Regions from separate parts of the Homo sapiens genome. Here all the other regions are linked to region 1. Evidence: chromatin contacts called from ENCODE Hi-C or POLR2A ChIA-PET data. All regions are on one chromosome and are shown on one strand. The core of a region is the stretch at or near the end of the contact, and the rest is flanking DNA. Distances in the headings are between cores, read along the strand shown. Region 1 holds the start of LINC00996 (long intergenic non-protein coding RNA 996). Region 2 has its middle 46 kb from the start of AOC1. Region 3 holds the start of GIMAP5 (GTPase, IMAP family member 5).

Region 1 (2,915 bases), core at 105-2,604:
GGACTATTACAAAGACTCTCTGAAGGCTGTGACACACATATGCCTGTAATAAGGACTATTTCCAAGGGCCTTCCCAACTGCAGCCTGCCACAGGAGTCACTGGACGGCCGGCCACATGTTGGAGCACTCTCACCTCACATGCCATCTCCACTAAGAATCTGACCTCAACTCCTGTGCCCAAGTAACCAATGTTCTCTTTGTTCAAAAACAACTCAACAACTCCTGTGCACTCCTCCTTTTGCCTTTATTTTTTTGAGACCAAGTTTCGCTCTTATTGCCGAGGCTAGAGTGCAATGGTACGATCTTGACTCATTGCAACCTCTGCCTCCCAAGTTCAAGCGATTCTCCTGCCTCAGCCTCCCAGGTAGCTGGGATTACAGGCATGTGCCATCATGCCCAGCTAATTTTGTATTTTCAGTAGAAATGGGGTTTCACCATGTTTATCATGCTGGTCTTGAACTCCGGACCTCAAGTGATCCACCCGACTCAGCCTCCCAAAGTGCTGGGATTATAGGCGTGAGTCACCACACCCAGTCTTCCTTGTGCCCTTAAAAGCTTCCCCTTGCCTCAGCCTCCTGGATGCGCCCATGGCTGCTGTGGCACGGGCACTCCGCATCACAATCATGCTGCTCATTTCCAAATAAATTCATCATCTTTGGAGAATCGCTTCTGTTTGTTATTTAGGTTGATAATTCTTCAAAAAAAAAAGTCTATGACTTCAGTGACAAAGAGGGAAGCTGGGAGGTCGGGAGGAAGGTGTGTTAGGAAGAATGTGTCTGACTCTGTGGTTAGTTGGGGTGGGGACCCTTCAGCCTCCTGAGTAGGAGCGGCAGGCCTGGGAACAGGGGAGTCTCCTTCCTAGGTCCTATTGCCTAGGCCCACATGATGCCTACCTGAGGCATATGCACAAAGAAAAAGTCCTTAAAATTTTGTTTTTCTCTAGAACAACCTACAGTCCTAGGGACAGACACACCATCCTCCTAAGTCCTATCACACCCTGGAAAATTGTAACAAAAAGGTGACAGTCTCCTTGGGGCATTGCCTGCAGCCTTAGCTAGGGGCCATCCTAGTTATCTCAATTACTCATCCAATTTGTGATCAGCCCTAAGTTCTGGCTCACTCTAGCTCTCTCCTTCGACTTCCTCATCTCCCAAATGGAAGTGACTACCCCGACCTACCAGGCTGTTGTGGGAACCGAACGATGTGGCAGAGAGTCCAGCTCAGCTTCCTACCGTTCCACGAGGGCCACTGAAAGGCCAGTCCTCTTCAGCCTGCAATGAGAGAGATTGAAAGTGGAAGCAGGTCTAAGCTCACAGAATCAGGAAGAAGGTAGAATGCTGAATACACTTCTTCCTCCAATCCCAAATGCTAGAACTGTGTTTCTATCGAAGTTTTGTCATCGACTTTTTAGAATCAGAAAAATGATTAAGAAACATGAGCTGAGATATGCAGGTTCCTTGAGCAAATAGGATTTTGTACAGCAGACACCTCCTGGTGTCTCATTTCCTGAGATCCCCAAAGTGAGAGATAAGAAAGCTGTGGCCGCAGCAGAGACTTGAAACAGTGACCAGAGACCAACTCTTCCACAGGAAGGTGTCTGCACAGAAGACTCACAGGGGCAGCTGACAAAGATCTGTCTATAGCCTGGTCCACAATAAAGATCAGGGGTTGGACAGGGTGAGACACCCAACACGGTGGCTGGAGCCACCCCCTGTAACTATCAACAAACTTGCAGCCCAAGGTCGAGCACAAATAAGTGGGCACAGAAAGACACTTCAGGACACGAGCTACAGAGAGGCAGCCACCTGGCCATCCTCCAGCTGCCTGAGGTTTGCAGATGCCCTTGATGCCACCCCCTATCCCTCCCAAGCACTCTCCTCTCCGTGCACACAGATGCTTAACAAGAGCACCTATGACTCTCCACAGACCAGAGCACCAGGGACACAGTGCCCCTGGGAGATGCTGCCACCAAGGCCAGATGGAAAGAACACCCCTGTGTTCTTGCTCCATGGTTGGCATCTGAGACGTACCTGCCAGGGTTCCCCAGCAGGATCAAGCTCAGTGGCCCAAAGTGGAAATGAACTTACCAGTCATCCTCCAGTGGCCTCCTCTCTTTCTCACTTTCCCACTCCCCCACCAGGGTTTCTCGGGATCCACTCTCAAATAAACTACTTGCCCTTGAATCCTTAATTCAGGGGGAGTCAAAACAAAGACGACCAATCAGAGACAAATATTAACCATAATGATGTCTATTACTCAGATAGGATTGAAATCAACTCAGAAGGGCAGGAATGTGTGAAATCTTCTCCCTTTCCCTTCTCTGCTGAGTAATTGACTCTCATGCCCTAGAGCCTTCTCTACCCCTCTGTAAGCACGTGGATTCAAAACTGAATGTCCAAGTTCAAACCCAACTCCCCACAACCCAACGTTCCCAAGTCATCTAGGGAAATTTGCTTCACCTCTTCAAGTCTCCATTTCTCCAATGTTAAGACAGGAGAGTCTCAGACAGTTCACAGCGACCAACCCACCCCTACTCGGCCACCACCCACATAACATCTTACTGGGAGATTTCTCCCATTGAGTTCAAGTTCATAGCTGGAGAATATGGAAACTGCACACTCACCATGGAAGATAACACCAAGAAGTCTTTGTCTTTCCTGTCTTCTGCTTTCATCATCTGCCCCCTCCCACCAGACTGTGTTTCTCCATGACACCCTGTAGTTTGGCCACAGCCAAGCGGATCTGAAGACCATTGCCTCCAGAAGTTGGCATGACGATTCTAAGTTCTCCAGGTGGGAGAAGGAGGGGGATTTACTTATGTTTTTAAATGTTCTAGGACTTGTGTGTCCTGTTGAACTCCAAGATCTGTGGAAAAGGGAGTCACAAGAAAGACAAAATTCTCATAGTCCAGCTTC
Region 2 (2,915 bases), core at 230-2,729, 470 kb before region 1:
GAGGAAGCTCTTCTTACCCTGGACTTCTGGAGTGGAAAGAAGGAGCCAGGCCATGTGGGCGCATGGAGTGCTTCTGCTAGTTCCATCCTCCAACAGCCCCAGGGCCAAAACACGTCAGGTGGTCAAGTCCAACATCAATGAGCAGGGGAGTCTATACGGGAGGAGTGTGAGTATTTGCTGAATAATAATAACCCAGACTGTCACCCGCCACCTCAGAGAGGAGCTGTGAGGACGGAGGGAGTCACTGCCTGGTTTGTGCACATGTTAAATGCTTACCCCATGCTAACTGATACGTGGAGGATGTAGGGATGGGTCAGATTCTCAAGGTCTTGATAAATCACGTTGAAAATTTTGGGAGCCATGGAGGCTTCAATCAGAAGGGTGACAGGGTTTGATCTGGATTTCAGAGCAACCCCTCTGGAAGCCGCGTTGAGGTTGGTCTGATGGAGGCGAGACTGGGGTCTCAGGGTGATGAGCAGTAAGTCATCATGGGGAAAGGAAAGATGGAACGAATTCAGGAAATGCTGGGAAGGTGGGACTCACGGGTAGATGGCAGAGGGGCTGTGTGGAGGGAAGCAGGTGCCTAGGCTCTCGGTTCTTGGCTTGGGTCAAGGGACATGATGATAGACCCTGGGCTGGGGAGCACAGGAGGAAGGGCTGGCCTGTGCAGGGGATAGAGGAGGTGATAAACCGGCTTAGACATGTGGAGTGTGAGGTTCTCACAGGACGTTTAGGTAGAGGTACAGGTCTTGGCGTGTAAGAGAAGAATATGGACATGGGACATATATTTGGGAGTCAAATCGGTTAAGGGGCAGGCAGGAAGTGAGCCCCAGTTATTGAGGTTTCCAGGGAATGGGAAATATGCTGGGTTGGCGCAGGGGAACTCCAGTGGCGCATATTCACATGTGGCTGACGTCGCCGTGAGATAGCCATCCTCATATTCTTCTTCTAAACTAAAGCCTGAAATTACTTGGGGGTGGCAAAGCCCAGCAAAAGAGCCCACCCCCAGCCTCCATGGCTAAGGCTTGGCCAATGAGTTGTAAGACAAGTGATGTCTGTGAATTCCGGCAAAGCACAGTGAAGGTAGCCATACCCTTCTCTGTCCCCTCCTCCATCCTACTGCCTGACTTGTATGAGATGGCTGGAGCTCTGGCAGTCACCGTGGACTAGGAGGCTGGGGGCTACATCCCAGGTGGAGGCCGTGAGGAGGAAGGAGGCTGCGTGCCCTAGGCCTTCATGGGGCCCCTAAGCCACTCAGGACTGTGTTTACAGAGAAACACGACTGTCTCTTGTTGAAGCCGCTGTGAACACATTTTTCTGTTCCATTCAGCTGAACTTGGTCCACAGGGAGCCATTTTGAGTCTGCCGTTCTTGGTCAAGCCTCACCCCGGGGGCATTTCCAGCCTCTGTTTTCTCCGCGGGATTAATAAGAGGCAGCCGTGCCCGGTCCAGTCGCCGCGAGGTGTTGTGCGCCACCTGGTGGTCGCGTGGCAGACAGCATTCCTCCAAGCGAGACAGCACCAGCGGCTAAAATGCAGCTATCTGCACCTCGAACCCAGCCCATCTTTTAGCCAATGACAAGCCAAGTGCCCCAGAGTCCTGCATGGCAGTGGACGCTGACAAGAACTCCAGGAATTCCAGATTGCATGGAGCTTCTCGGCTCAGGTGTGTTTTCGGAATCAACTGCGGGCAGTTTCCAAGGAGCCAGTTGGCGGTCCCTGCGTCTCCTCGTCCAGGTCGTGAACTTCTGTACTAAAGGATTCCATGTGACCCCTCTGCTGCAGACTCTGGTCTCAGAGCAATAGTGAGAGCTGGAGAGAAGGGAGGGAGATGACTCACTGCTTTACTGAGCAGGAAATTAACACCAAGGGAGCCTAACCTGGCAGCAGCCTGGAAAAATTGGTTTGCGGTGGTTTGAGCAGTGGGCAAAGTGGGTTTATGTGGGCGAGCTTATTAACACTTCCTTTTGCTGACTGCGGGTACAAGCTTGAAATGGCCAACAGTGCAGCAAATAGAGACCAAGTTGCAAAAATGAGTCTTCATCTCACTGAAGTTTGAGAAATTGCAGAGGCTCGTGGAGAGACTCCTGGTGCCAGGACACGCAGGTCTCCACCCAATCTGGCCACTCTGTGTGTGACCCGGGGCCCGTCCTCTGTCTCCAGGCTCCCCTTGCTACATGAGGTGGCCGGAACACTGCCTGGGTTTTGAGGCCAAGGGTTTGTAGGTGTTGGTGAAGAGAAGGGGCCCCCAGGCTAGGTGAGGGGACCTCAGTTACCTCCCCCTTTCCCAATCATCCTTTTCTGAGGCCACCTTCAATTGCTACCCTATCCTAAAAGGCCTCGAAAAGCAACAGGCTCTGGTGTCCCGACATCTTCTGGTTTCCTCTTCTTTCTGTGAAACAACTGAGTCTCAGCTTTTCTCATTTGCATCCCCACCTGGCAGCTGAAGAGCCGCAAACAAAATAACACCTGCTTTACATGAAGGGGAAGTGACTTGGGGCTGGAGTGAGAGGTGGGCCCGGGTCATAAGTCCTTGTTTGTTTTCTTCTTTCCTTACACTGCTTGGTGGGTTCTTCGTGGTCCTCCGCAAAGAGGGTTTGGGAATGGCGGGTGTCTCTCTCACTCGGAGCCAGCCCCTGTCTCTCTTCTGCACTGTTCCTGAGCCTGGGGTGGGTGTCTGGAGCGAATGGACTGGATTCCTCCCCAGCCCCAGGGTCTCTGTCTCTGGTGAGGGGCAGGTGGCTGTGTGTTGAACAAGCCTCTCCCTCCTCTGATCCACAACCAAACACATACAGGGATGTCCCGGGTAACTCTGGGAGTGTCCCTGTCTCTGGCCCTGCATTCTGGGGTCTGTGAACTGCAAATTGCTAGATGGAGGGATCTGCCTACCCCAAAGGGGAATTTCCAGGGAGAGGG
Region 3 (2,915 bases), core at 115-2,614, 300 kb before region 1:
TGTGATACGTGTTGGTCTACAGGGCAGACAAAAGTGGAGGAATTGAGAATGAAGACAGGCGTCTTCTCCAAAGGAAAAATTTTACTAATCGTCCCACAAAAGAGACCAAAGTTCATGAGAGATTGGAAGGCAGTGTGCAAGCAAGACAGTAGCAGCCTCTGGCAAGCTGGTGGGAGGGTCTGGCTCAGGGAAAAGGGTGAAGCAAATGAACAAAATGCACATTCCGATTTGAAAATTGCATGAACCTGATTTTACCATGAGAAGAGCTTATTTTAGCAAATTACAAGAAAGCAGCCTCTTCCATACTATTTTAGAAAAGATCAAACCACTTCTTGTCTTCCTTGTTCATAAGTATCTCCTTCACCCATCTGCCCCAGCCCATGTATTTCCAGGTATTGGAATCATGTGTTTTGCGGTTTGGTGTGCGTCCGGCAGGGTGTCATAGGAAAAATGTGGGGCATCTGGGGGAGCATGGGGTAGTTTTCAGAAGTTGAAAGTCACAAGACAAGGTCCACTCAGGGGTCTTGTTTGGAACATGAGGCTCCTGGGGTGGGAAAATATCCCACATTTGCCCTGGGGAGCCCTAAGAATCCATCCTCAGCTCCCAGGCTTGTCTGAGACATGGTACGTGTCTGGCTGGTCTGGGACAGGAGAAATTAGGAGGGTAAAATTGAGAAGAATGCCCCGGCATGCTAGGGGAGATGGGGGAAAGCCTATCACCCTCTGGGAGCTTCAGTTCTCCCATCTGTCCCACTGATGAGAGGATCAGTTCAGCCTTACTCCCTGAGAGTTTCATGGAGATCGACTTGGCTAAGTAATGGGCAATGGGGCAGCAAAGCCCGCTGTCCTGGGACTGGGCTGTGAGTGCAGGCACAGATTCTTCAGGCTGTGCTCCACCAGCTGTGCACCTGCTGATGCCCGCAACACTCATCACCATTGCCCCGTTTTACTGACCAGCGAACCCAGAAGTGAGGGGATCTGTGCAAGGTCATGTCAGAAATGAACAGCTGTGACCAAACTGTGATCCTTTCAATTCCCAAAGTCTCTGTGAGCATAAACCCAGTTCTCCTTACCAGAAACGGTTGTTGTGCCCTGTCCTCCAGGGTGGCAGTCACTGAGGCTCTGGCCGCTGGTCCTCTCTCAGGAAGGTGAAGTGGCAGCAGAGAGAGTCCTGCTCTGCGTCTGTGTGCGGGGATGCTGTTCACAGGGCTGAGGGAGGTTGAGCAGACGCAGTTAAGGAGGAGCCATGTGCTGGGGCTGAAAGCTCCATGACTCAGCTGCACAAAAAGAAAAGTAGAGATTATGGAGTGTGTCCCCCACACCTCTGCGGACTAGGACACCCTGGTGTTGGCTGGAAACTGATTGGGAACAAGACCCTGAAAACCAGCCGAATGCAGCGATGTGCTGCTTCCTTAACGGGTCACTTCCTGTCATGAGCCTGCCCTGGGACAGTGTGCCCCATCCCATTTCCTTTTTTTTTTTTTTTTGACTGTTTCAAGCAAGCAGTATTTGGAAGAAGGAGATATGAAGGGAATTACAGACTCTCCCACTTCCAAGTTCAGAAAAGGTCCCTAGTGACTGGAAAGTTCTGGGCAGCAGCTGCTGCCCTCAGCACCCATCACCGGGGCACCTTCTCCTCCCAGCACTCTTGGGCCCCTTCTCACAGGCTCTGCTTCTGGAAAGTTTCTGCTAACCAGGATCAGAAAGGCACTCTGGTCCAAAGAGGACCAGAACAAGCCCTTGCAGGGTTTGACTCTGGGCTCGTGACTGACCCTGGTAAGCTGTCTGGCACGTGATGGAGCCCACCCTGTGGGGACATTGTGGAGTCTACGTGTCAGTTTATCTGGTAAGGGTTGAAAGCAGGGTGATAGAACCTCTATTTTTGAATTGATTGCCATTTAAGGCTAGAGCAGTGGACATAAACCTGATTGCCATTTAAGGTTAGGGCAGTGGACATAAACCTGATTGCCATTTAAGGTTAGGGCAGTGGACATAAGGCAATTATGCGATGGAGAACACAGTGGGACTTAGGCGGAGGGCCGTCATGGCCCAGAGAATCCCCATATCCTTTTCTGTTGACATTTGAAGTGGGGCTTACAGTCATATGGTAACAATTGTCTAAGACTTGATGGGAAAACAATTTTAAACAATCTCCTGCTAGCCCAGAAAACCTCTCCACAGAGGCAGAAGAGAAAGAAAACAATTTTATTATTGAATGTCCATTGAACCAGAATGTGATCTGGATCCCAGACAATCCAGGAAGAGATTGCAAAGACGGAGAGGGATGCCACCTGGTTATACAGCCAGGCAGGTGCCACCTATTACACACGTGTTCTCAAGTTAAACCATAACTAATCCTCAAGTAAGAGGACTTGACAGCACCCTTTGACATGCATAGTTCATCCTAAATTCACTCAGTAATCATCTGTGTTGGCTAATTGTCTTTCCAGAGGAAAAGTAAACTTCTCACATCCTCTATGGCAAGAGGAAGATTTGCAACTCAGAAAGGTGCTGGCAGATGTCAGGCTCCTACCTAAGTTAGGCTCCTAAATTAGGCCCCTATTTTCACACAGAGACTGGGAGGTGGGGACGCTACCTTCCTTGATGTTTGCATTTCAAAGGGATGGCTTCCAGATGCTCTACAGACAGCCCTGGGCTGTCAAACAGCTTTTAAAAAGATTTGCATTACAAAGGGTAGAGAAAGATTTCACACTTACAAGGTTTCTAAAGAAAATGCTCTAAGAAGGGAGGGGTAATTCTTTTCCACTTTGTTTTTTCCCCAGAAAAGAGAATTAATGTTTTCTCCTTATTTTTGATTTTTATTCGCCCTTACATTTTTAAATTCTTCAAGGACTTTCAACCTAGTCAGCACTCATAATTTATGTGAATTGAGCAGAGCAGGGCAGAAAGTGGGC

Evidence for each region. Hi-C counts contacts between places; a loop is a spot of excess contacts on that map. ChIA-PET counts read pairs that join two places held with the same protein, here RNA polymerase II (POLR2A). Pooled maps may share reads with other maps.
Region 2: a loop to region 1 is called in a map with no recorded cell type, with 14 times the contacts of the local background. The contact joins the enhancer-like site here to the promoter of LINC00996 in region 1. A Hi-C loop is called at or near these places in 1 of 168 maps with a recorded cell type or tissue (B cell), 12 of 37 single-sample maps with no recorded cell type and 14 of 50 pooled maps.
Region 3: a pooled map shows a loop between it and region 1 (2.6-fold over the local background). The contact joins the promoter of GIMAP5 here to the promoter of LINC00996 in region 1. A Hi-C loop is called at or near these places in 14 of 168 maps with a recorded cell type or tissue (CD4-positive, alpha-beta T cell, CD8-positive, alpha-beta T cell, GM11168 and 9 more), 2 of 37 single-sample maps with no recorded cell type and 18 of 50 pooled maps. POLR2A ChIA-PET finds 5 or more read pairs at or near these places in 15 of 52 experiments (CD4-positive, alpha-beta T cell, CD4-positive, alpha-beta memory T cell, CD8-positive, alpha-beta T cell and 9 more).

Annotation. Positions count from the first base shown.
Region 1 is chr7:150,432,093-150,435,007 of GRCh38, reverse strand. LINC00996 (long intergenic non-protein coding RNA 996) reads right to left here and starts at 1,354. Exons shown (of 4, transcript NR_034033.1): 1 at 1,179-1,354. RefSeq lists an enhancer at 1,114-1,213.
Region 2 is chr7:150,897,220-150,900,134 of GRCh38, reverse strand. No RefSeq gene overlaps it. Among named protein-coding and RNA genes, the nearest start is that of AOC1, 46 kb to the right of the region's middle. RefSeq lists silencers at 1,377-1,436, 1,454-1,614 and an enhancer at 1,320-1,614. Within about 2 kb of position 1,479, at least 4 of the 41 ENCODE cell types and tissues checked have a DNase peak (open chromatin) inside an H3K27ac peak, as active enhancers do; they include B cell, where a contact is called at or near this core.
Region 3 is chr7:150,735,867-150,738,781 of GRCh38, reverse strand. It overlaps GIMAP5 (GTPase, IMAP family member 5), which reads right to left and starts at 1,364. Exons shown (of 3, transcript NM_018384.5): 1 at 1,074-1,364. It overlaps GIMAP1-GIMAP5 (GIMAP1-GIMAP5 readthrough), which reads right to left. Exons shown (of 5, transcript NM_001303630.2): 3 at 1,074-1,277. RefSeq lists enhancers at 1,288-1,367, 2,243-2,915.